Linked DNA regions of Homo sapiens: all the other regions are linked to region 4. The links are chromatin loops, found by intact Hi-C in ENCODE. Cell type or tissue: mammary epithelial cell. All regions are shown on one strand.

Region 1 (5,000 bases), 290 kb before region 4:
CACCAAAGGAAAAAGAAATAGGAATGGCTAATAAGCATATCGTTGGAGAAGGCTTTGTCCTCCTAAAAAGATATGTTGAAGTCCCAACCCCTAGTACTTCAGACTGTGATCTTATTTGGAAATAGGGCCTGTACACTTGGATTAATTTATATTCTAGTTAAACTGAGGTCATAGAGTGGTCTCTAATCCATTGTGACTGGGTGTCCTTATAGAGTGGGGACATTTGGACAGAGGCAGACAGGCACAGAGGGAAGACACGTGAAGAGGCACAGAGAGAAGACAGCCCTGCAAGCCAAGGGACAGCTGAGGCTACCTGCAGCCAGGAGAGAGGCGGGAGCAGATCCTTCCCTACCATCTTCAGAGGTGAGACCATCAATATCTGTTGTTTTAGGCCACGCAGCTTGTCACACTTTGTTAGAGCAGCCTGAGGAAACTAATGCATGTATGAAATCATATTCAGTTTCACTAAACATTTAAGAAATCAAAAAGAAAACAAATCACGGTTCTTCCTATCACACAGTTCAACTCGTTGGCTAGCAGGGCAAAACCTTTTGCAGGCGAGGATGAGAGGAAAAAGGACCGTTTACACGGTGGTGATGTAAATGGTACGACTAGCCTGTAGAGCAAGGTCATTTAGCAGTGAATATCATAAGCCACAAATACATGAAAACTCCTTGACCCAACAATTCATCTTGAAGGAGGGAGATAAGCAGACATGTTTGGAAAGATATGTGAACTAGGATGTATAGTACAGCATTTATAATATTCCACGTTTGGAAGCAACTAAACGTGTAAGAACAGGAAACAGATTAAATAACTAACAAAAGGACCGTGCAATGAAGTACCCCACAGACACAAAGAACCACACTGTAGGAGAATTTTTTTTGGTAAGAAAGAAGTATGTTACATTTGATTGAGTGAAAAAACTCAAGTAACAAAATAGTTTATGCATCATGATTTATTTTTAAAATAAGAAACAAATGTTATATATACATGCCTAGAAGAAAATCTGAAGAATCACAGCACAACTGTTAAGGGTCATCACATAGGAGTGATTGGATTAGAAATGACTATAATTTTCTTCTGAATGTTTACAGGGGTTTCTAAGTTTTCTTTAATAAATGTGTCTTCTTGCTCACAGCTGTAATCCCAGCACTTTGGGAGGCCGAGGTGGTCGGATCATTTGAGGTCAGGAGTTTGACACCAGCCTGGCCAACATGGTGAAACCCCGTCTCTATTAAAAATACAAAAATTAGTCCGGGCACGGTGGCTCACGCCTGTAATCCCACCACTTTGGGAGGCCGAGGCGGGCGGATCACGAGGTCAGGAGATGGAGACCATCCTGGCTAACACGGTGAAACCCATCTCTACTAAAAATACAAAAAAATTAGCTGGGTGTGGTGGCAGGCGCCTGTAGTCCCAGCTACTCGGGAGGCTGAGGCAGGAGAATGGCGTGAACCCGGGAGGCGGAGCTTGCAGTGAGCCGAGATCGCGCCACTGCACTCTAGCCTGGGCGACAGAGCGAGACTCGGTCTCAAAAAATAAAAAATAAAAAATAAAAAAAATTAGCTAGGTGTGGTGGCGCATGCCTGTAGTCCCAGCTACTTGGGAGGCTGAGCCAGGAGAATCGCTTGAACCCGGGAGGCAGAGGTTGCAGTGAGCCAAGATCGCGCCATTGCCCTCCAGCCTGGGTGACATAGGCTCCATCTCAAAAAAAAAAAAAAGTGTCTTCTTTAGTTATATAAAATTTCTCTTGTTAGAACATCCATCCTAATTAATGAGAAAAAGAATGAGGACTGATAGTTCATATAATACTAAAGCTCACTCAACAAAACTTTGAAATTATTATTATTTTTAGTTAACTATCAGGTGCTTTATCCACAGATACTTAAGGCCTTATCACTGCCCAGAGACATTAGCTGGACCAAAGGGCAGCATGGGCAAGCTGGGCTGCTCAGCAGGGAGCAGGCGCTGTGGATTTCCGTTTTCATCCCGTCAGCTTGCTCCCTCTGTAATCACAGCTCTGCCCAGATTGTCTTAATGACAACCCTGCCTCACCTGGTTTCCGGAATGGATGCATTCCTTCCCACTTTGATCACAGAATGCTATTCTCATTCTCCAGGGTGTGGGCCCAGCCTGGCTCAGTGCCTGCTTGCCAAGGACCTGCCCTGAGTCACTCTGTCTTTGGTGCCGACAATCTGATTGCTACAGCTGGATATTTTTTCTTTCCTCTCCTTCAACTTGAAGAAAACACCCTCCTACTCACTCCCGCTGCCCTGCCCTGCCCATGGGAATCACTCTAGAGTTTAACAATGTTGTCTGTCCTCTGTCTGTAACTTTGGGAAAACAGGTGAGCTGGGAAGCAGCAGGTGAGCTGGAGTACAGAGTACAAAAGGGCACACTGGGGCTTTGGCTTCTGTTCTGATGGATTGCCAGGGTGTACAAAGCAGTTCTCATGGAAAAGGCATCATGGCAATTTGTTTACTGTGGTTAGTCTTGAGGATCTGCTGTTAATTTAGCCATATATGTGTACACACACACACACACATGCATGCAAATGTGTTAAGAACTATAAAGTTCTCTACAATCGTTATTTAAATATCAGAGACGCTCTTGGTTGAGCTTTTGTTTTTTTTAGAGACAGTCTTGTTCTGTTGCCCAGGCTAGAGTGCAGTGGTGTGATCATAGCTCACGGTAACCTTGAACTCCTGGGCTCAAGAGATCCTCCTGCTTCAGCTTCCTGAGCAGCTGTGACTACTGGCATGGGCCACTATGCCTGCCCAATTAAAACAAATTTTCTTTTGTGTAGATGCGGTCTCAATATGTTGCCCAGGCTGCTTTCAAATTCCCGGCCTCAAATGATCCTTCCACTTCAGCCTTCCAAAGTACTGCTATTATAGGCGTGAGCCACTGCCCTTGGCCTCCAGCCAGCTTTATAGAACATAACTACTGTGAATAATGAAGGTAAACTGTACTTTGCCTCACCCAAGATGGTGGGACCTGTAAAGATTCAAAAGTGCCGGCTGGGCGCGGTGGCTCACGCCTGTAATCCCAGCACTTTGGGAGGCCGAGGCGGGCGGATCACGAGGTCAGGAGATCGAGACCATCCTGGCTAACACGGTGAAACTCTGTGTCTACTAAAAATACAAAAAATAGCCGGGCGTGGTGGTGAGCGCCTGTAGTCCCATCTACTCGGGAGGCAGAGGCAGGAGAATGGCGTGAACCTGGGAGGCGGAGCTTGCAGTGATCCGAGATAGCGCCACTGCACTCCAGCCTGGTTGACAGAGCGAGACTCCGTCTCAAAAAGAAAAAAAAAAAAGAAGATTCAAAAGTGCCTAAGAAGGTTTGAGTGGGCATCTAGGCTCCTGGGGAACATCTGTGTTCCGGTGTTCCACAGCCTGAACCTCCAGCACTCTGTGAGCTCAGAGTGGGGCCCTCTCTCCTCTGCACCCCAGACACCAGCATTAAGTTACTGCTGCTCCTCCCAGCAACCCAGAGGTACCTCTGGAACTTTGTGGCTCAAGCTTGATGTTAGTGGATGTGTTTGATTCTAGGGGCGGGGAGAAGTCTGCAGGAACTTCTTCGGCGGCAGTGTAGAGACTGCTGCTTAGGGCCAGCCTGGGTGGGAACAGATGGGGCTGCTCACCTCCCAGCTGAAGCAAAAAAAAAAAAAAAAAAAAGCAGGGAGGAGACTGCCCCCTATTAGAGGAGAGAAACAGAATTCACAGCTGGAGACACTATTTGGGGGTTGCAAAGAGAGACTATACATTGGATTTGAACCATGAGGTTGGAAGCTGATGGGACTGGGAACAAGTTGGGCTGGAGCAGATGAAACAGGGAGATGTGAACAAAAGAACACCAAGGAGGGGAGCACCAGAGAGGAGCAAAACACATGTCACCCTGCCCATATCCCTCCAGTGGGGGACACAGATGCCAAATAGATAAGCAAAGTGTATCATTATAAATTGGGGGACGTATTATTCAGAAAAGGTAGAGGGCTGTGAAAGAGAATAACAGAGGGGCTTTAACTGAGATGGGGATGGGGGAAGCCAGGAGAGGCCCCAGAACCAAGCTTTGAATTGTGAAAGGATGTGAACCAGGCTGCAGGGGCGCCCAAAGCACATTAGGAGCAGAATGGCCCACCTGGGGTCACCAAGATGGACAGGGCTGGGTGCCTTCCAGGACTGAAAAAACCGTCTGCCTGAGGGGCAGAGAGGCCAGTGGGGTCGGGAGATGAGACCGGGAACAGAGGCAGGGCCAGACCATACCGGCCTGCAGGCTGCGTGAAGGAGCTTGGAGTTTATTCTAAATGCAACTGTGCTCTGGGTGCCTGTCCTCACGGTGTGACTTTTAGGACCACCAAATATATTTGATGGCATTGTTCTATGTTAGAGCAAACTTGCAGATTTTATAAACATTTGAAGGGAGATACACTGCCACGTTTGCAAAGTTGTTTTGAAGGTGGAAGTGGGTGAAACTGTGTTCCTCTTTCTACTTTTAAAATATTTTGCCTTATTTTCTTAACGACTGCATTACTTTGATAAATGTGAACATTATGGGAAAAAGAGCCCCCTGTGCTGATGGCTGAAGTCCCTGGGTCCCATGGGGTAGATTCTGGGCTAATGCTTTATGTTCATGAAGTTTTATAAAAATTGTGATTTTGATTGGGATTGCACTGAATTTATGGATAATATAATTTAAGAAAAAGAGGCTGGGGGCAGTGGCTCATGCCTGTAATCCCAGCACTTTGGGAGGCCGAGGTGGGGAGATCACTTGAGGTCAGATGTTTGAGCCCAGCCTGGCCAAGATGGTGAAACCCCATCTCTGCTAAAAACGCAAAAATTAGCCAGGCGAGGTGGTATGCACGTGTAATCTCAGCTACTTGAGAGGCTGAGGCATGAGAATCACTTGAACCCAGGAGGCAGAGGTTGCAGTGAGCTGAGATTGCGCCACTGCACTCCAGCCTGGACAACAGAGTGAGACTTTGTCTCAAAAAGAAC
Region 2 (5,000 bases), 130 kb before region 4:
ACCAATAGAATATGAATGGGATGTGACTTCAGAGACTAGGTCATAAAAGGCACTGTAACTTCTGCCTTGTTCTCTTTGTCTCTCTCTCTTGGATTGGTCACTCTGGAGGAAGCTAGTTGCTAAGTCATTGAGACACACAATGGAGAGGTCCATGTGGAAAGACTGAGGCCTCCCAACAATAGCTTGTAAGTGAGCCATTCTTCAGCCCCACTCAAGCCTTCAGATGACAGTGCAGCCCCAGTTGCCATCTTGACAGCAACCTCAATGAGAGACCCTGACCCAGAACCTCCCAGCAAAGCCACTTCTGAATTCCTCTCAGACCCTGTGTGGGAAAATAAATGTTTATTGCTTTAAGCTACTAAATTTTAATTTGTCATATAGCAATAAATAACATACACTTTGAGTTTCTATAAGTATTCTTTAAGCAAGAAAGTCTGCAAACCTCTCACCTCAGGGAAAATTCTGATTTTTTTTTTTTTTAGTGCCTTTCTTAAAATAGTCTACTATAGAGTAATGGGGACAACAACAACAACAAAACACATTTACCAAATACGTTGGATGTTGGCCTTTGTGCTAACAGTTTTATACGTACTACCTAAGTTAATTCTTATAAAAGCCCTGTGATATAGGTTCTATTATTCTATCCATTTTACAGATGAGGAATACAGGTTTAGAGAGGTTAAAAGCCTTGCCTAAAGATGTAGGGCTAGGAAGAGGCAGAAGGGAAATCCAAAAACAGGCAGTGTGACCTCAGAGTCCTAGCTCTAAAGCTCTAGGTTACAGGAACAGAGTACAGTAGGAAAACCACCTCCCATGACCTGATTTCTACATTGATAGAACTTAGTTCTCCATCAATTTTGCCAGCAGTCCTGGAATGCTGTTGGATTATATAAATTTGTGGTCAGCTAAGGCCTCTGGCTGTTTCTCCACTTAAACTACTGTCAAATTTGGCCTCATATCTTCCTGATTAAATCATTACTCTTAACCTAAATACTGACTGTTATTATAAATGTGTCACTGTTCAATTTAACTTGGTTGGTTGGCTGTGATCCATTGTTCTGGCTCAAAACTTTTTTTTTTTCTCTTGAGTCTTTATTCTATCATCCAATACTTCAGCTATCATTCTGGGCACTGTGTTGTCTCTAAATCTGATAAACTTTTCCTTATATGTCTTCCTTTGATTTGCTCATAAAAGTCTCAACAGGAAAGAAGGATAAAGCCTGCTGGCACACCCAGGAGTCCCCCTTCTAGGTCAATGCGAATACATCAACAAATGTTTTCTGAAGATGACCTAGTTAAAAACGTCCTACCCTTCCCAAAAGCTTCTAGGTAAACCCATGTTGAGTATGTTTGGGGATCTCTTCATTTAAAGAGGTCACTGGCATTGTTCCTTCTCACCAACTAGCCAACTGTGAACTCTTGTAACTCATATTTCTCCATTTTGTCCAACTGAATATTTTGATTTTGTCATGTGCCTTGTTGAACTCAACGTGTATCCTCTTATACAGCCTTATGCTGGTGGCATTTCCCTCATCAGTCTTACAACACTAAAAAAGAAGTAAAGTTAATCTGCTGTGACTTTTCATTCTTTATTTGCTGTAATAAATTGGTCTAATGTTTTCCTGGGAGTGTCAAGTTTTATAATCTACATTCTAAACAATCTTCAGGCATTTTTACATCATTAAAGTCAGAAATGTATTTGTCTTTTTCCATTCTCTGAGCAATTTTTACATTTGCTGCTATTTCTTAAAAATCACCAACAGGGATGGGTGATTTTTGCTACAGGTTTCTCAGTACATTGAAGTAAAATTCATCTGTACCTGTGATGAGTAAACTCATCTGTGGTATTAGGGGTCTTTTACTAGGATACTCACTCAACCTTTTATTTCATATTTACTATGTTTGTTTTATTCTTTTTGACAGAAAATATAAAAGCAAAATTATGTCAATAATAGTCTTTTCCTGGTTTTGCACTAACCTTTTCTACCTGCCACAAGAGATGGACTTATTCCTTCCTTTTTTTACCTGTCTGCTCCCAAAGATAGCCTCAGAAAACCATTGGTTTGTGGCCAATAGCCACAACTCTAGTTCTTTCTGTCCTTCAGTTTTCCTGACATTCTCATAAACACCTGCCACCTAGGAGGCACTAACGTGCTTGTTCCCTCAACAAAGTGCTCTTCCATTCTATTCTTTGTCACCTCTTGGGACACATCCTTCTTTTGATGTTCTTGCATAACTTACTAGATGATGTATCAGAGAATTCCTTCTGCAGCCACATTTGGGTTCCTTACAGTCTCTCTCCCCTTTACTTTCTCATGAACCCTTTGACTACAAACTCAGAACTCTATGAGCCTCTCAACTGGCCTGGCCTTATTCCCTTGTAGAATCATGCTTGTGGGATCACATGTGGTTTTACCCTGAATTTTTGGACACTCTGATTGCCTGAAATTGAACTCTACCTAGTGTTTCCTTCTCTCACTTCTATAGCACATATAGATATCAACCTGTTATCCTTTCTGATCAAGACTGCATTCACAGAAGCAGGTGTCCCTGTTGTCTTCTTTATCTTCTGAGTAATACATAACCAACAAGTATGTAAAGAATTCTTCAGGTGTTCAATTTGCAGCATGCTGAGATTTCCAGAAAATATACCCATCTGAAGTTTGTTGCCAAACCACATTCTATCCTTATGACTACTTTGTCATCAAGATCCAGACAATATTAATTTCTTAGATCAACCATCTATCTACAGAATTGATCTATGATGATTTAACTTTTGATATCCCGATTATTTTTTCTTGAAGCAACTGTCCATGTCATTATTGAGCCTATTTGTTTATTTGGGGCTGCCTGGCAAACATTTCTTTACTTCATAACAGCACTCAGGTTTTCTTTTAGGGAATTACCTCTTCCCCTACAGGTTTACATTGGCTTATCACCATGTTCAGATGTGCTACCCACCCTTCCATCCTCTTTACCTCAAATATGAATCTTGATAAGAAAGACAAAAAGATAATGCTGATGGAATTCATGCATTATAACTGTGGCATGTTGAGCAGAGTTTCTGTTCTGAGATAGAATCTGCCATTCCTGATTCCTGGCTTCCTGGAGTCATCTGGGTTACTGTTCTGTTCTAAGGGTGATTCTCCAGCTTTCCCACAGATTCTGTGTGCTCCCAACAGCCTTCCAACAAAGTTGCTTTTGTTCAAGTTAGTTGGAATTGATTGTTGCAACCAAAGAACCCTAGTTGATGTATTCGGAACAAGATCTGTTCTTCAACTGACTTCTTATAATGCTATTCCTTGTCACCAATTCTCCAGTGCCCACAGGATCATGGAATCACCCATTCAACTCACTGCAACCATTGATTCGCTTCAGTTTTCCAAAAACATTTCCTCAACAAGCCCACAGGCAGAAACTGAATTAAAATGCCAAGTTTCATCTATTCACTGCCCCCAAAGTGAGCTATAAATCTGTAGTTACCCAAGGTGGTAAGTCTTGTTTATAGCAATACTGTGTTCTGTAGCCTTACCGCTCTTCCTTCTTCTCTCAAGCTCACCCTTCCTAAATTGATACGCCTACCTTCACAGTCATCCCCCCCCTTTCTTTTTGAGACAGACTCTTGCCCTGTCACCCAGGCTAGAGTGCAGTGGCACGATCTGGCTCACTGCAACCCCCGCCTCCTGGGTTCAAGTGATTCTTCTGCCTCAGCCTCCCGAGTAGCTGGGATTACAGGTGCCCGCCACCGTGCCTGGCTAATTTTTGTATTTTTAGTAGAGATGGGGTTTCACCATGTTGGCCAGGCTGGTCTCGAACTCCTGACCTCATGATCCACCTGCCTCGGCCTCCCAAAGTGCTGGCACAGTCCCTTTTAGTGTTTTATGAAATTAGAAAATAAATCCAGGATCACCTCTGAAGACTGAGAATCAATCCAAAGGAACCGAGCACTGCTTAGTTTTCAAACCATCCCTGCTACCCTTCCCATAGCATCTGGCTTGACCATTTTGAGACTTTTTTCCCTCCCTGCAATTTCAGCTTAGGGACATACTGATCAGCTCAGTGGCTCTTTTGCCAAACATGTACTTACTTACTTCCCTGTCTTTGTATGCTACAAAGACATTATAGCTGAAATTATATTCATATATTGCATTTATACAGGCAACCACCCCACTCTGGTGGCTGGCTGTGTTGGCCCTTCTCCATCAAGTCTCAGATGAACAGTCAAGAAAGACCAGATACTTACTAATTGGCTACATCAGGGGCAACGCTGTATCCTTCAGCAGGAAGTCACAATTCACAATCATATTTCCTCCTCCTGGAACCGAGGACTCTTCTACACTCCCAAATGCCAAGCTGATAGTATTTGAAAGGCAAAAGCTCACAAAATATATATCTTAATTACAGTGCCCTGAACATATTTTTCCTAGCCTGCTACATCAGGAAGTCATTGCTTTCTACTGCCCACTGGAGTGGACTTTTCCCTCACCTACCCACTTGTGACACTCTTCTTGCAGATGGAGGTCTATATTTTGCCTCCAGCCAATATGGCAAAAATGACCTCTGTAGACTTAGATGGTGAAACAATGAATATTCTGACCTATTCCACAGTGGCCCTTAAGGGACGAAGGGTACAGGGAACAAAGGCAGGATATTTTGCCTCCTTCCATCCGTGTCTGAGTACCTCTAAGGTATACTCCTCTTGGTTGTATGAGACCCCAACCACAAACACCAAAGCTGTCTCTCAAAAACATCTAAGCAAATTGCAACAAGATCCTTATAATTGCACCCCCTGCCTTTATTCATTTCTTGTGTTTTTTGTTTGTTTGTTGTTGTTGTTTGTCTTTTTTTTTGAGACAGGGTCTCACTTTGTTGTTCAGGCTGGAGTGCAGTGAGGCAAACACAGCCTCCTGGGTTCAAGTCATCCTCCTGCCTCTGCCTCCCAAGTAGCTGGGACTACAGGTGCGCGCTACCACACCAGGCTACTTTTTGTGTTTTTTTGT
Region 3 (5,000 bases), 120 kb before region 4:
TTGGAGCTTGCCATGCTGGCTCATGAATGTGTCTATTCTTGTCCCAGTGTTGCAATGTTTTAATTATTTCAGTGTTTTAATGTTTATTAATATTTGGAGGTACAAATCCCTCCACATTTTACATGAGCATTTTCTTGTGCCTTAAAGGTGAACTTTAGAATCATTTAGTTAAGTTCCCCCTTATTCATCCTAATCTTGTGGAAAGAGTAACTAGAACTGCCTTGGGTTTCTAAAGTAATAATGGGAAGAACAGTTCTATAACCTTTTACTTTCCCAGGGGCACAGGTCTCTCTATTAGTCAAATAAATTACCTTAAAAGGAAATTTTATGGTATTCTTCAAACAGATTCTGACACATCTTTTAAAGATTATTTCTACTTGGTCTATAGTCTATATTTTACAACTATTTTGAAGGTGATTCTCTCCAGTATATTTTTTATTGTTACTATGATTATTGTTATTTGAGGGAGATTCTTTTAAGTGTATAATATCATTAACTATAAGCACAATGTTGTACAGCAGATCAATAAAGTTTTTCATCTTGCATAACTGGAACATTCTACCGTTTGAATAGTATAATAATTCCCCATTTTCCCCTCCTGCTCAGTATATTTTTAATTGGTTATTGATGGTTTATAGGAAAACTACTGACTGTTTTCTTACTTGCACCCTACTGGCTACTTTTAAGATTTCTAATAGGCATTTGTGGCAGTTTGTGCGTGCTTCCTTGATATATACTCATATAATTTGTAGAAATAGTGATTTATCTCTTTTCCAACCAGAGGCTCCTGAGCACTGAGGAGCCTGGCTGCCGTGGAGATCTCAGCTGAATACTGCAAAGCTGCTGCCATACCCACATGTGTGAACCTGAAGGCCCCGAGACTGGGGGAAGGAGGTGGTGTTACCAGAGCAGTATCACTGTTATCTGAAGCTTGGACACTGCTTTCCAGTTGCTGCCATAAATTATTTTTATTGTTTTTTAAAAATGAGACTTTAAGACACATATTGCTTCTCAAATAAGAGTCATTCGTAATCTTCACACTCAAGGCAGATCTCCACAGCTCCCTCCAAAATATGCTTCTACCAGAACCCTTTCTTGTTACCACCAAGTTCTTTTGCAGAAAATAGCAGAAAAGGACCTATTTCAAAGGCCATGGACAAAAAATTTTGAGCCACAGGGAAAAAAAAACAGAATACTTCATGCTATTATACCTATGAAGATACAGAAAGAGGCAAAAACTTAATATTGAACCATAACCTCAGACCTGACTCTGGCACAAACCTTTATAGGCAGACAAACCTGAGAGCAAATATTGGCTCTTTGTGACTTACTAATTCTGACCTTGGGCAAGTCACTGAAACTCTCTGGGGCTCAGTTTCCCCATGAATCAATAGGGAATGTTATAAAGGCAAAATGGGTGATATAAAGCACTTGGTATGGTGCATAGTGTTCCTTCCTTCTTTACTTCCTTCATTCATTTACTCACTCAACAAAATATCAAGTGTCTTGTATGCGTCATGCACTGTGCTGGGTACTGGGGATCCATTAATTAACTAGACAGACAAGGTCCCTGCCCTCAAGGAACTTAAGTCTAATGGGGGAGGCAGGCAAATAAGTAAATAAACAAACGAAATCATTATAGACAGCACTGGGTGCTACTAAGGAAATGCACAGAGATGTGATGAAGAGCTACTGCCAGAATCACCATGCAGGGAAAACTTCTCTGAAATGGTGAAGCACATCTGAGACCCGAAGGACATGAATGAGTCAGCCACTGGAAAAACTGGGGAAAGAGCATTCCAGGCAGAAGGAGGAGCAAGTGCAAAGCCTAGAAGTTAGAGAAGGACATGATACATCTGGGAAAAAGAAAGGAGACCAGGGAACCGGAGCATAGAAAGTAAGGAAGAAAGACGTATGAGCTACAGATGGAGTGGGAATGGGTGTTGCACCCGGCAGAGCTCTGCAGGGCAATGGAGAGCTTGGACTTTACTCTGAGAGTATGTTACTATGTATGTTCTTGTAGCTGTTGATATGAGAGATGCAGTATTGGGTTTGCCATTTAAACCAGAAGCTTACACACATTTTTAACTATTTTCTTTGCAACAAAGTATATGACATAGATCTTAACTTAGGAGGCTCATTTTAAGATTGCTAAGCATTTCTGTTCAATTCAGTGAATCTCCAAGGTCCACAACCAGACCTAACCCCATGCACAAAATAATGAAAAGCACTTTCTTCACCTACTATATGGGAGGCACTGAAATAAGAAAAGCCTGCACCAGTGGTCACTGCCTACAAGGAGCTGAGGTCCTTGAGCATCTTCTCCTTTGGGCACATTGCATCCCAGCCCTGCTAACTTCTGATTAAGAACCAGCTGTAGAAAGGAGGGCCAGGCTGGTGGGTAGGATAAGAGAAAGTGGCCTCCAGGTTTTGAAAAGACAGTGGTGGCCTGTGATCTGCTGCTTGACATAAAACTTCCACTGCCAAGAACCTTGGCCATGTCAGCCTGACCAGTAAGAATCATTTTACAGAACCTATGTCACAGCTATCCAGGCTAAGCAATTCTTTCCATCATTTTTTAAAGCTAATTCATATCAAATGCGCAAATCTGTATTTTCACAAAAGGTGTTACAGTTATTTACTTGAGGTACTCTTGCATTGTTCTGCCTTGAAAATTGTTAGATACAAGAGGAAAAATAACTAAAAACAGCTTATTCCAGCATTAACTCTTAGCTCTGCCAATGGAAGAAAGCCAATGTGGTATTTTTATAACCAAAGAAAACTGACTGTTGGTACAATTTCCAGTTTACATAACAGTAGCATTCCAAGAGCTTGTTTGTAAATCATTTGGTGAGATCTCAGAATCCACAGGAAACAGAATATTACAAAAAGTGGGTGAAAGAGCTGGAGCAGCTCATAAAAGCTGGTCTTACCTATTGCATACCTCACCTCTTAAACAGAGTGCTGCTAAATCTGCCATTCTTAACAATACCACCAGGGACAATGTTGGGCACAAATTTTCTGAGAATATGGATTCCTTATGCTGTTCAAACCATCAGCCAGCAGGCTTGGGGCTCCCCCAGGGCCCTGCCTTTCCTGGCATGGGACTAGGGTGGCAGGTGGGAAATAGGCTGCAGGAAGAGGAGGAGATGAGGTTGCAGAGGACCAGAGGTTTGAGGCACCAGTTTCAGATTAACAGAGAGTAAGGGCAACGGGGCTTGGGCTAAGGGTTTTGGAACAGGCTGGAGAGAAAAAAATCAAGACAAGGAATGAGTTTTTTCTTCTCTTTATCCCCTTTATCATCAAGTTAAGTGGAGGGGAGGGGAGGTAGAAGGGACCACCCATTTACTGACTGTAAAAGGTGGCAGGTGCAAAGGTGTGGTGGATGCTGCCCCTCCTCTCCTGGTTTTGTGTGTGGCAGTGAGATCATGTCATACATATATGACAGCTTGCACAGATCTAGTTTGCATAAAAGTCCACACCTGCCAGTGTATAATGGCCAGTATTTGTTCTATATTATAGTTGACAAATGCTTTCACATTCATTTGATCTTTACTGCCTTCAACAGACATGCAAAACCAGATTCGGTCTGTGTTAGAGTCAGGATTCAAGAGTCCTTCCCTCTTTTTCCCCTACACTTGTGGTTTTCAACCCTGGCTGCATACTAGAATCTCTGGGGGAGGTTTTAAAAATTACTGATGCCTGGATGCCATCCCCAGGCCCTGTAAATTAGAATCTCTGGGGTGGGGCCAGGACACTAGTGTTTTTAAAACTCCCCAGGTAATTCTAACGTGCAGCCATAGTTGAGAACTCTAGTTCTACTCAATGGTCCTCAAACTTACAGTGAATATGAATCACTAGGGGAGTTAAAAATGCAGATCCCCAGGCCCTACCTCTGAGATTTGCATTTGGCCTATGAAGCAGACATTCCCATTGCTTACCAGTGTACACTCACCTCTATTTCTAGGTATATAGAGGCCTTCCCGGTCTCCTTGGAGCTAGGTATGGCCATATGAGTTGTTTCAGAGAATGAAATGTGAGCACTGACAAGTAACGCATAACTAGGCGGGAGTACCCAGCTTGCTGATGGATCCCACTTGCTGATATGGAGGTCTAACCTGAACTATCAGTTTTCCTGGGGAGTATCCCAGGGCCCGCAGTGGACACAGAGTGACCGAGAGTTAAACCTGCTGTTAAGCCAGTGAAATTTTGTCACTGCAGCATAACCTAACATCTCCTGACTGAACCTTTTAGTCTGGAGTAAATCTTAATTTTTACAAGCGTTCTGGGTGATTCTTATGCCAACAGCCTATGGTCCACACTTTTAGAAGTAACCTCGATGCCATATTAACTTTCTGTACTTCGTTTCTTTATAAAGAAATAGGTGAGCTACAGAGAGCTAGTATTCACTTATTTACTCAACTTTTATTTTGTATCTATTGTGTCAGACATTGCACTAGGGGTTCATCCGTATGCAGAGCATTTTCACAAGTACAGGGACATGAGAAAGCACTCAACAGCTGGCTGCAGCACAATATTGGGGTGAGACTGAGGAAGGATGACCCTGGGGCTGGCGTTTAGGGAGAAACCCAGGATTGAAGGAAAGGATGTGAGTGAAAACAAATGTGTCGCAAGGTTCTAAAACTGTGAAATAAACATAAGCCGCATAAGTAATTCTATATATTCTAGTAGCCACCTTTAGGATAAAAAGGTGAAATTGATTTGAATAATGTATTTAATTTAACCAAATAAGGTCAAAATAGTGTTACTTCAATAAACAAGCAATACAAACATTTATCGATAAGATATTCAGTTTTAATGTACTAAGTCTTCACTATATGGTATATGGTATCTATTTTCAACACATCTCCATTGGAACTAGCCATGTGTCAAGCACTCCACAGCTGCATGTGGCTGCCATATTGGACGATGCAGTTCTAGACAGAGCTGCCAGAGGCTTCTCGGGATATCCTCTTCAAGGAGGTACCACATGCAAGTGG
Region 4 (5,000 bases):
GCCATAAGTCCCTGGGCCTACCACTGACTGTTTCTCACTCACCTCTCTGGATTCCCACCCTGTTTGTTTGGGGCCTTTAGAGACGTTCCTTAGTGTCTTGAAAGCATGTGTTTGAAAACATTTTTTAGTCAGGCATGTAGTCGTGGTCTGTATTGTGCATTGTGGTATAAAGTAGGTTTGACTGTAAATCCATACCTCCCACCCAGATGGCTACATATGTCCTAGGAACTGTCCCCAAAGTCGTCATTGTCTTCATCAGTTGCCATCTTAAGGTTGGCACCCTCGGGATTGTAACATTGTGACTTAACCAAATTCTAGGAGCTTTTTTCCTTTCCTACTTCTCTTTCCCCTCCTTCCTTCTTCCTTTTGGCTGAACACACATTAGCAGAATAGAATATTCCACCCCTCTGTATAGCACTCCCAGAACCCCCCACTCCAGGAGTAGTTAGGGGACCACCATGTAACAGCACAATATTGCCAAAACTTGCTCTTCCTTTGTGTAAGAGGAAGGTGTCTGGCCATTAAGCTGGTGGCCAAAGACCTTAACTGTCTTGGTCTGTAGAGGCTGCTGTAACAGAGTGCCACCGTCTGGATGGCCTATCAGCAACAGAAATTGGTTCTCACACTCCTGGAAGCTGGAAGTCCCAGATCAAGATGCTGGCAGATTTGGTGTCTGGTGAGGACCTGCTTCCTGGCCCAAAGACGGATGTCTTCTAGCTTTGTCCTCACATGGCAGGAGGAGGCAGAGAGCCCTCTGGAGTCTCTTATAAAGGTACTAATACTGTCAGCCTCCATCCTCAGGACTGAATCACCTCACAAAGACCCCACCTCCCAATATCATTACACTGGGGGTTAGGTTGTCAATATATGAATTTAGGGGAACATAAACATTCAGTTTATTGCACCCACAAATGAGTCCCACTCAATAATTCATACTGTAAACTCCAGTCCAGCCTTTGCTTAGATAGACACAGTGTGTGCCAATGACCTCACATCTCTAGCAAGGCTAGGAGATCCAGAGGCTGGAAGCACCCCAGGAGCCTCTTGCCTAACTGTGTGTTCTGCTGATGGTTCAGGAAATCCATATACAGTACTACCAAAGGTTCCAGAGATCCATAAAGCACTATTTTTACAACGTGAACTTCTTCAACTAAACCCTCTAGTCCTGTATAGCCCAAGTCCGGTGACTCAGTTTGTAAAGGGTTAATTACTTGTGGAGTTCTTCTCTGCCTTGGAAAGTAAAGAAAGCAAGGAAAGCAGGTGACAGGAAGCTAACAGCAGCCCCTCTAGCTGTCTTTGCAGGAGAACCTCCTATTGCAGTTAGGTAGCCCTTGCAGGGTATCTGGCTGGAGGTCAGGTTTCCCTTGGAACACCCCCTTGCTCAGCTCACTAAGGGCAGCAGGGTTCCTCCTGGAGAGCTTTTCTGGAGGAGCCACCAGGTGTGAGCCACTTATGGCTAGCCACATCCGGAGTTCAGACAATTCATCTGGTGTGAAACCTCTTCTGGGAATATTCTCCTAACTCAGCAGAGTGGAGTGAGTAACCTGCTCCCAGGTGCCTGTCACAGCTTGACAGGTCAGCCTGACCTCACATCTAGAAGGCAGGTAGTAAAGCTCAGGGAGTGTTGCAACCTTGGTTTATAACCACAGCACGTGTCCAAGGTAGACAGAATGGAAGCGCTGAGCCTGATACTCCACAGGGCTCACTCCTGAGAGCCAGGCCAGCCTCTGGGGATGACAGGGGGTCCCACCCGCTTCGCTGTGATACCGGCCCAGCCTGCCTGGGAGCCACTGCTCCCCAAGCAGGGCAGAGCATAAACAGTGCACCTTGGACACACCAGCATGGAATGCATGGGGGCACTCCTCGCTTCTGGGTGCCCTGTGCGTTTTGTTCTCCTGCATCTTCAAGGAAGAGAGGAACACTCTGGAAATAGAAGACTCAGGGAAGAAGCCCTTTACTCCTCATAGGGCGTGAGTGTTTTTAGCCCACCAAGTCCTGTGGCCCAGAACCTGGGTCCCACCATGACAGAAAGATAAAGTGTATCTTTTCAGAGAGGACCTCAGATGACTGTGGCATGGTGCTTGGCATTTCCTGAGAAATGTTGCATCCAGCCAGCCTAAGTCTGTGCATCAAAGGTTGTGAGCCACCATCTTGAAGATCACAGTTGCTAAAACAGAAATTAAGTGACAGGGAGGTGACAGGTTATAATGTATCAATAAGGACAAACAGGGTAGAAGGAATCAACCTCAGCCTGGAAAAATTCAGACCCTGCAGTTGTTGGCAAAGAAAAAGGCGTCCATGGTCTGGCTGAAAGGCTGACTTGCTGGAACACTCCAGGGAACTGGGCGCAGAGAGTGTCAGAACTGTTCACAACATTCTAAACCCAGTCCCAGTTTGGGCCTAACCTTAAGCAAGGACTGGCTTAGGGAATCTGTTTTCCACATCTTGGAAAAGGGTTTGATGATACCTACTACTTGGATGTGCACTGAAGGATTTAATTAATGTTTGCAAAGCACTTTGAGATGCAGTTGTAGGGCCCACAGCCAAAAACATAGCCAGCTTGTTTAGATTGGCAGTAAAAAAGTTAAGCACTCTTTACTAATTAACACCCTATTAGTATAACAGCAATATCCATGTTGAGTTACTCAAGACCGTGTTTATTTTCACCACTCTGTGTAGTTTGGTTTCTAAGCTAAGGAAGTCTGAACTTACCTGGTGGTGTGAGGTAATCAATTACTGAAACCTCCCTTCAAGCCAAACTCTACCGACAAAGAAATATGCTAAGATGGGTGCATGCCAGGAAATGCCAGTCAAACAGGTGCCTGTTGGGGAAAGACCATAACCAGAAACCCTGGCAAATATTTCCCAAACCAAAGCTCCCTGGACTCCAGAATGCAGTTCCTGGGAGGAGCCTGGCTGGGCATGAGGAGGGTGCCACCTGCTGGCACCAGGGTGTATTTTCTGTGATTTGCAAGCCCACGTGCAAGTGTCTGCAGGAACAGAATTTAAGACAATTGGCCAGGTGCGGTGGCTCACGCCTGTAACCCCAGAACTCTAGGAGGCTGAGGTGGGCGGATCACCTGAGGTCAGGAGTTCGAGACCAGCATGGCCAACATGGTGAAACCCTGTCTCTACTAATCAGTTGGGCGTGGTGGCGCATGCCTGTAATCCCAGCTACTTGGGAGGCTGAGGCAGGAGAATCACTTGAACCTGGGAGGCAGAGGTTGTGGTGAGCCGAGATCGTGCCACTGCACTCCAGCCTGGGAGACAGAGCAAGACTCCACCTCAAAAAAATTATTAGACCCACCTCCATTTCTATAAATGGCAATAAAGTCCAACATAACCATTATGGGAAAGTAAAATACACAAATATAGGCCTGTGCGATGTAGTATACCTGGAAAGTTTAGAAAGGAGCAGAGGTTGCTTTTTGCAGCTAATAATCTTGCAATAACAATGGCAGATTTATAAATTGTACTTCAGTCGGGACCTACGTTTTATCTAATTCTATTTAACATATAAATATCTCTTAATTAAGCTGTGTTCACCAATTGAAAATGTCTACACTGGATTTGGCACAGCAATAAATTATGCTTGCATTAATTTTCATCAATGTCGAATTTGTTGGCTTCAAAACATTTTTTGGTGTGCTACCAGCCCTAAAGAGGTTATGAAGTTGAGAGTAGAACTGTCAACACAGGCATAATCCACTAAGTAAGTAGCTAATGATTGCTAGACAATAGATGAATAGCCAAACATTGAGAGTAGCCAACCTGTACACAAATAAATTAATCTCTGAATCAATTCATTCAGAAGGTGAGGAAGTGAGCCGTGCAGATATCGGAGGGCAAACTGCACAAGTCAGAGGGCACAGCAATGGAAAGGTGCTAAGGAGGGAGTGTTCCTGGCATCCTAAGGAGGAGCAGGGAGCCAGTCCTAGAGTAGAGTGAGTGGGGCCCTTTCAACCTGGACATGTGGAGCAGTCTTGAGTCCAACCAGAAGCTGGGAGTCCGGTCTGGCCCAGCCTACCCCACCCCAAATCACAGCCAATCTATAGACCTAGGAGCATGGAAATAAATTATCAGGGTTGTAAGTCACTGAAATTGTAAGACCATTTGTTATGCAGCATTATTATAGCAATAGCTGACAAACACATTAATCTAATAATCACCCTATTGTACTAGCAGATGAGATCATACAGGTAATGGGGGTGAAGGGCAGATTTATAAGGTCTTGTAGCCAGTAATGGAGGAAGAACACCAGGAGAGTGGTGTTCAGAGATCAAATGAAGAAAGAATGTTAAAGAAGACAGCAGGACCCAAAGTATCAAATGCTACAGATAAGAGAGTGACCATATACTTTACTATACAAAGTATGGCACTTTTAAAGTCGAAAAAGGGCACCCAACTTTGGCAGGACAACAATAAGCTAGGGATGTTCTGGGCGAACTGAGATGTGTGGTCAAGTAAAGTGAGAATTGAGGTTTGAACACAGATTTAGCAACTAAGAAGTCACTGATAATCTCCCCAAGAGCAGTTTTGGTGAACTAGAGGGTTGAGTTTAGTCCAGTTGGATTGAGTTCAAGAAAAAGTGGTAAGAGTGTGAGTACAGGCAACTTTTCTGAGAAACGTTGCTGTAAATGAGAAAAGTAAATGGGGAAATAGCTAAAGGGAGATGTGAAAACAATATTTGGCATTTTTTTAATAGGAGAAGGATATAAATGTTTATTTGCTGATGGGAATGATGCAGCTAACAGGAGAAAGTTTGTGATAAGAGGGAGAGGGAGAAATGCTATGTGAGGCCCTTGAGTATAGGAGAGAGGCTGGGATCTGATGGACAAATGAGGGTGTCGTCCTCTGCTAGGATCAGGATCCACTCATCCAAGGAATAAGATGGAAGGCAAGGAGTAGACACAGAGTGAGAGATGATGGAATGTTTCTTTTAATTTTGTCAGTGAAACTGAAAGCAAATTCGTCAGCTGAGAGGAGGAGAGCTTGCAGGA
Region 5 (5,000 bases), 76 kb before region 4:
ACCCTAACCTTCAGCAACCACAACCCTGATCAGTCAGCAGCCAACGACATCAAGGTGATATCCTTCACCAACAAAGATTATGATTTGCTGAAGGCTTAGATAATTGTTAGCATTTTAAACAATACAGTATTTTTAATTAAGGTATGTAATTTGTTTAGGCATAATGCTATTGCACACTTAATAGAACACAGTATAGTGTAAACATAACTTTTATATGCACCGGGAAACCAAAAAGTTCATGTGACTCACTTTATTGTGATATCTGCTTTATTGTGGTGGCCCGGAGCTGGGCCTGCTGTATCTCTGAGGTATGCCTATACTTCTCAAACTTTTCCATCAAAACCCCCGTAAAATGGCAGAGAGAGGGAACTCATACCTATCCCTCTAGTCTGGGAACACAGCCTGAAGCAATCCAATGGAAGAAAAAAAAATCACAATTTACATAAAGCCTTATCTTTTATCCTAAAAATTAACTTTGATATTTTTGTTTGTTTGTTTGAGGTGGAGTCTCACTCTGTCGCCCAGGCTGGAGTGAAGTGGCACAATCTCAGCACACTGCAACCTCCGCCTCCTAGGTTCAAGCGATTCTCCTGTCTCAGCTTCTCAAGTAGCTGGGATTACAGGCACCTGCCATTATGCCCAGCTAATTTTTATATTTTTAGTAGAGTTGGGGTTTCAACATGTTGGCCAGGCTGGTCTTGAACTCCTGACCTCAAGTGATCTGCCCGCCTCGGCCTCCCAAAGTGCTGGGATTACAGGTATGAGACACCACAGCCAGACAACCTTGATATTTCAATCTTGCATCCTATTCATTAACACATCTAAGTTTGTTTTAATATAGAAAACAATGTTATGACTTGCCACTTAAGTTCCTTTTTCATTCTCTAGTTGTTCCCGTGCCAGGTGTGGTCTGTGGTTCCACATATGCCATGGCATACTCTACACTAGTACTCCCATTTGAGAAGGGGACATGAAAATAGACAGTCTCAGTTCACCAGAATGTGGAGGATTGCAGGCCTGCCTCATGACCCGGCCCAATTCTTATAAAACACTAAGTTCCAGAAACAATAGGAGAGAGGATAAGCAGGTTCACCATGCCTTTCAGTACAGTAAGACCCAGTGCCCACCAGTCTCTGGCCAAGTGAGAGAATGGCCAGAGAACAGAGAGAGAAACGTGGTAAGTAATCCTTCCCTTCAACATCACCTAGGTAGGAGGGAAGTCAAGGTCTCATTATGAGGGTTAGAAGTGATGGGTATCCACTGGAATACACTTTATCTTCTTGGTCCTGAATATTTTCTGCCTTAATTTTCTAGTGCAATAACACATTCCAACTCATAAGAGTGGTTCATTATAGCCATGATCCTTAGATCAATGGAACAGAACAGAAACTCGACAGACAGACCCAAGTACTCCTAAGAATGTATCAAGTGACAAAGTGAGATTTGAGATCAGTGAGTGGAGAATAAACTATTCAATAAATGATGTTAGAATAACTGGATCATTATTTGACAAAAAGGCAAGTTAGATGTTTACCCCACATCTTACACCAAAATCCACACCCAAAGAATTAAAATTTAGATTTGAAGGTAACTACATAAATGTATGAGGGGAAATCAGAGATCAAAGAGTCACAGAAAATCATTTCTACCCCAAGACTAAGTATTACACAAAAGTAGAAATCATAAAGGGATTATGAACAGATTTTTAGTCCCTAAGGTTAAAAACAAAAAAATTACACTTTTAGTAAACCTAAATACAACTCACATAAATTTAAAAGGCAAGATGACAAAATATTTTCAGTGTGTATTTTTAAAAACTGCTTACAAATCAATAATAAAATCACTAACCTACCCAAAACAGGGCCTAAGGATACAAACAGGTAACTCACAAGAAAATAAATTTAAATACTCAACCATGAAGCAGCATTCAATCTTACTGAAAACCAAAGAAATACAAATTAAAATGAGATACCATTTTGCCAACAGAATTAGCAAAGTCTAGAGAATGAAAATATTCACAACCATTCACACATAAACAATAGAAGTATAAACGTGCACAGCTTTTCTGTTGTCAAAATATATTAAGAGACAAAAAAAGTGTGAAACTTTTGACCTAGTGATCAATTTCTCATGATTCATCCATAGAAAATAATTTTAAAATGCTGATAATAACTCAGTGGCAAGAATTTTCATTTCAGGTTTGAATATTTAAAAGTTTAAAGCAATCTATATCTCCATCAATAGCGATGGATTAATAAGTGATAAGAGTTGTATAACAGAATATATCCTAGCCATTAAAAATTAATAGTTTATAGATATATTTATATGTTTGCCACAGAAATATTTTCCCCATATACTGTAAGCGAAAAGCAGATTTTAAAACAGAATCTAGCAATGTTGTGAAGGGAAAAAAATGACTATACAAATATCTGTATCCTTGCCCAGAAAGAAGGCTGGTAGGACACCTGGCAGTTAAATCTAGTAAGAGGATGTCTCTGGTGAGTCAATCTGGGGGTGTTTTTACACGCTGTTTGCAGATTCTGATTTCTGCTTCATTTTGGGAAAACAATGTGCAGGATTGAACTGAGGCTGGTGGAAAAGGAGTGTGTCGTGAAGAGCTCACACAGGGAGATGGCAGCAGAGGATGCACGTGTTCTATGAATGAGAAGAGGCCGGTGCTGTGGCCAGCACAGGGGTGTGCTTGTTTTGAGGGTTTTCTTTGTTGGGGGAGGAGAGTGCTTGATGAGATTCAGAGAGAGTCCAGATCCAGAAGGATTCTCCATCTGTGTGATCTATGAGTTTACCTCACATTCCTAAAAACTGCTCAGGCCCCAGGCTTGCTTTCATTCCAGTTCAGGGACCTATGATTCATCCCCTGAAACCCTAATTATAACACCCTAGGTCTGCTATGTGCAAAAAACATCTGTCATTGTTGAAATTTGCTGGCAGGGAGTGTGTACAGCACGCAGACCGGCCTGATGATGCGATCCTCCACTGCAAAACTTAAAACCCAGAAACCATCCCGAGGTGAGAAGGGTTCCAGCCAAAAGTTTCCAACTGCGCTCGGTGACAAATAAGATGGACAGGTTATGGCCACCATAATTCATTTGGCAATTCCTCAGGGCTGCTGCCATGGCGGAAGTTACAGATCTTAAGCTCTGTCAACCCCCCCAAAAAATATATATCATAAATTTGAGTTTTCCTTGTTAGTTGCTAAGAACTGGGAGAGGGAAGGGAGGAAAGTCTGTAATTGCAAACACCTTGTTTATCAGCTTCAGCCACTTTTGTGTGACCACATTACCTGAACTATTAGCCAGTTAATCTCCTATGCCTCTTGGAAGTACAGTAATTACAAAGAGAATGCCTCAGACCTGGCAAGAGATGATGAAAACGAGTAAAGGTATATCTATCCTCTCAGCGCCTAGGAGAATTGTTTACTGACCTCATTCAAACTCAGACTAAAGCCCCTAAGGAACCCAAGCTGAAGATACGGTCTCATTGTAAGAATCTAATATTTTAACCTAGAAGTGCTGATTTTAAAAACACAGCAGAAAATAAACAAAATCAACCAACCAACAATAAATTCTCTCATATAAGCATTGGTTGTGCACCTAATGGACACAATGGTAAATTTGGAGGTTTTTAAGGTGTATTTGGAGGTTTTCAAGCTTTTTAAAGTTTAACAAAGCATCAAGATGCTGCTCAGCAGCCTCAGCTACAAATTACAATGTCATATACTCTCCAAATCAGAAGTGGCATTGCTATAACAACTGTGGTATATGCACGTATGCAGACAAACTAAGGTTATTTACCTGGTCTTATGGGAACACTGTTACTTATGAAACTTTTCCTTCAATTTTATTTAAAAGAAGGGTATTTGCACTTTGGGAGGCCGAGGTGGGCAGATCATTTAAGGTCAGGAGTTCGAGACCAGCCTGGCCAACATGGTGAAACCCTATCTCTACTAAAAATACAAAAATTAGCCGGGCGTAGTGGCGGGCGCCTGTAATCCCAGGTACTTGGGAGGCTGAAGCAGGAGAATCGCTTGAACCCGGGAGGTGGAGGTTGCAGTGAGCCAAGATTGCGCCATTGCACTCCAGCCTGGGTAACAAGAGTGAAACTCCACCTAAAAAAAATAAAAAGAAAACTTAAAAATAAAAGAAGGGTTTTTTCCCTCTAAATATCATCAAGAAAAACAAACTTTAAAATATGTCTTATCTTGGGGGCCTTGATACTTACTTTATTTCACATTTGTTAAAGTCATATTACTAGGCCTGGCATGGTGGCTCATGCCCGTAATCCCAGCACTTTGGGAGGCTGAGGCAGGTGGATCTCTTGAGTCCAGGAGTTTGAGACCAGCCTGGCCAACATGGCAAAACCCCATCTCTACTAAAGAATACAAAAATTAGCTGGGCATGGTACACAGCTGTAATCCCAGCTACTTGGGAGGCTGAGGCACGAGAATTGCTTGAACTCAGGAGGCAGAGGTTGCAGTGAGCTGAGATTGCGCCACTTCACCCTAGCCTGGGCGACAGAGCGAGACTCTGTCTCAAAAAAAAAAAAAAGAAAAAAAAAGACTACATTAACTGGGGCCACAGATACAAAAAATGTTTCTTTAATTAAAAGGAGTTCATTTATAAATCTATGCTAAAATTTTAGAAATTTGAGTTGAATAGATTGTGAGGAAAATATGTAATTACCAAAACTGACTCAAAAAGTAGAAAATTTGAACTGACCACTAAAAAGGGACCAGGCCAGAAGCTTCTTAGCAATTTCTTTCAAGCCTTCACAAAATTGTTGGTTATCCTGATACTTCAACTAGCAGAACACAAAAAAGATGAGATGCTTTAAAATTTATTTTATAAAGCTGACATAATATTGATATCAAAATCTAAAAAAGAAAACAAAGCCCCAAATACTTCATAATGGAGCAGATCTAGCAGTTTATACAGAGAATAATACCACATAGCCAAGAAGAGTTTATTTCAAGAATTTAAAGG

The links. A loop is a pair of places that touch in the nucleus more often than their neighbours do. Peaks named below come from ENCODE experiments on the same cell type or tissue, not always from the same donor. Only the 100,000 strongest peaks of a DNase experiment are listed, where the experiment ranks them.
Region 1: a loop joins it to region 4, with 4 times the contacts of the local background. A loop is called at or near these places in 6 of 110 quality-filtered maps.
Region 2: it touches region 4 in a loop (6-fold over the local background); 6 of 110 quality-filtered maps call a loop at or near these places.
Region 3: a loop joins it to region 4, with 4 times the contacts of the local background. A loop is called at or near these places in 7 of 110 quality-filtered maps.
Region 5: a loop joins it to region 4, with 6 times the contacts of the local background. A loop is called at or near these places in 33 of 110 quality-filtered maps.

The regions. Positions count from the first base shown.
Region 1 is chr2:70,327,028-70,332,027 of GRCh38, forward strand. No RefSeq gene overlaps it. Among named protein-coding and RNA genes, the nearest start is that of FAM136A, 27 kb to the left of the region's middle. RefSeq lists a silencer at 2,790-3,084. In mammary epithelial cell, no CTCF peak of the experiment used is centred here; a DNase peak (open chromatin) is centred at 2,124; H3K27ac peaks cover 1,513 bases.
Region 2 is chr2:70,481,646-70,486,645 of GRCh38, forward strand. The region is part of intron 2 of TGFA (transforming growth factor alpha); the gene reads right to left. Among named protein-coding and RNA genes, the nearest start is that of TGFA-IT1, 2.5 kb to the left of the region's middle. In mammary epithelial cell, no CTCF peak of the experiment used is centred here; no DNase peak of the experiment used is centred here.
Region 3 is chr2:70,495,251-70,500,250 of GRCh38, forward strand. The region is part of intron 2 of TGFA (transforming growth factor alpha); the gene reads right to left. Among named protein-coding and RNA genes, the nearest start is that of TGFA-IT1, 16 kb to the left of the region's middle. In mammary epithelial cell, CTCF peaks have their summits at 1,799 and 3,043; no DNase peak of the experiment used is centred here.
Region 4 is chr2:70,614,844-70,619,843 of GRCh38, forward strand. No RefSeq gene overlaps it. Among named protein-coding and RNA genes, the nearest start is that of TGFA, 64 kb to the left of the region's middle. In mammary epithelial cell, CTCF peaks have their summits at 588 (motif pointing left) and 2,936 (motif pointing left); DNase peaks (open chromatin) are centred at 1,548 and 2,918; H3K27ac peaks cover 1,007 bases.
Region 5 is chr2:70,538,975-70,543,974 of GRCh38, forward strand. All of the region lies in intron 1 of TGFA (transforming growth factor alpha), which reads right to left. Among named protein-coding and RNA genes, the nearest start is that of TGFA, 12 kb to the right of the region's middle. In mammary epithelial cell, no CTCF peak of the experiment used is centred here; a DNase peak (open chromatin) is centred at 2,857; H3K27ac peaks cover 2,893 bases.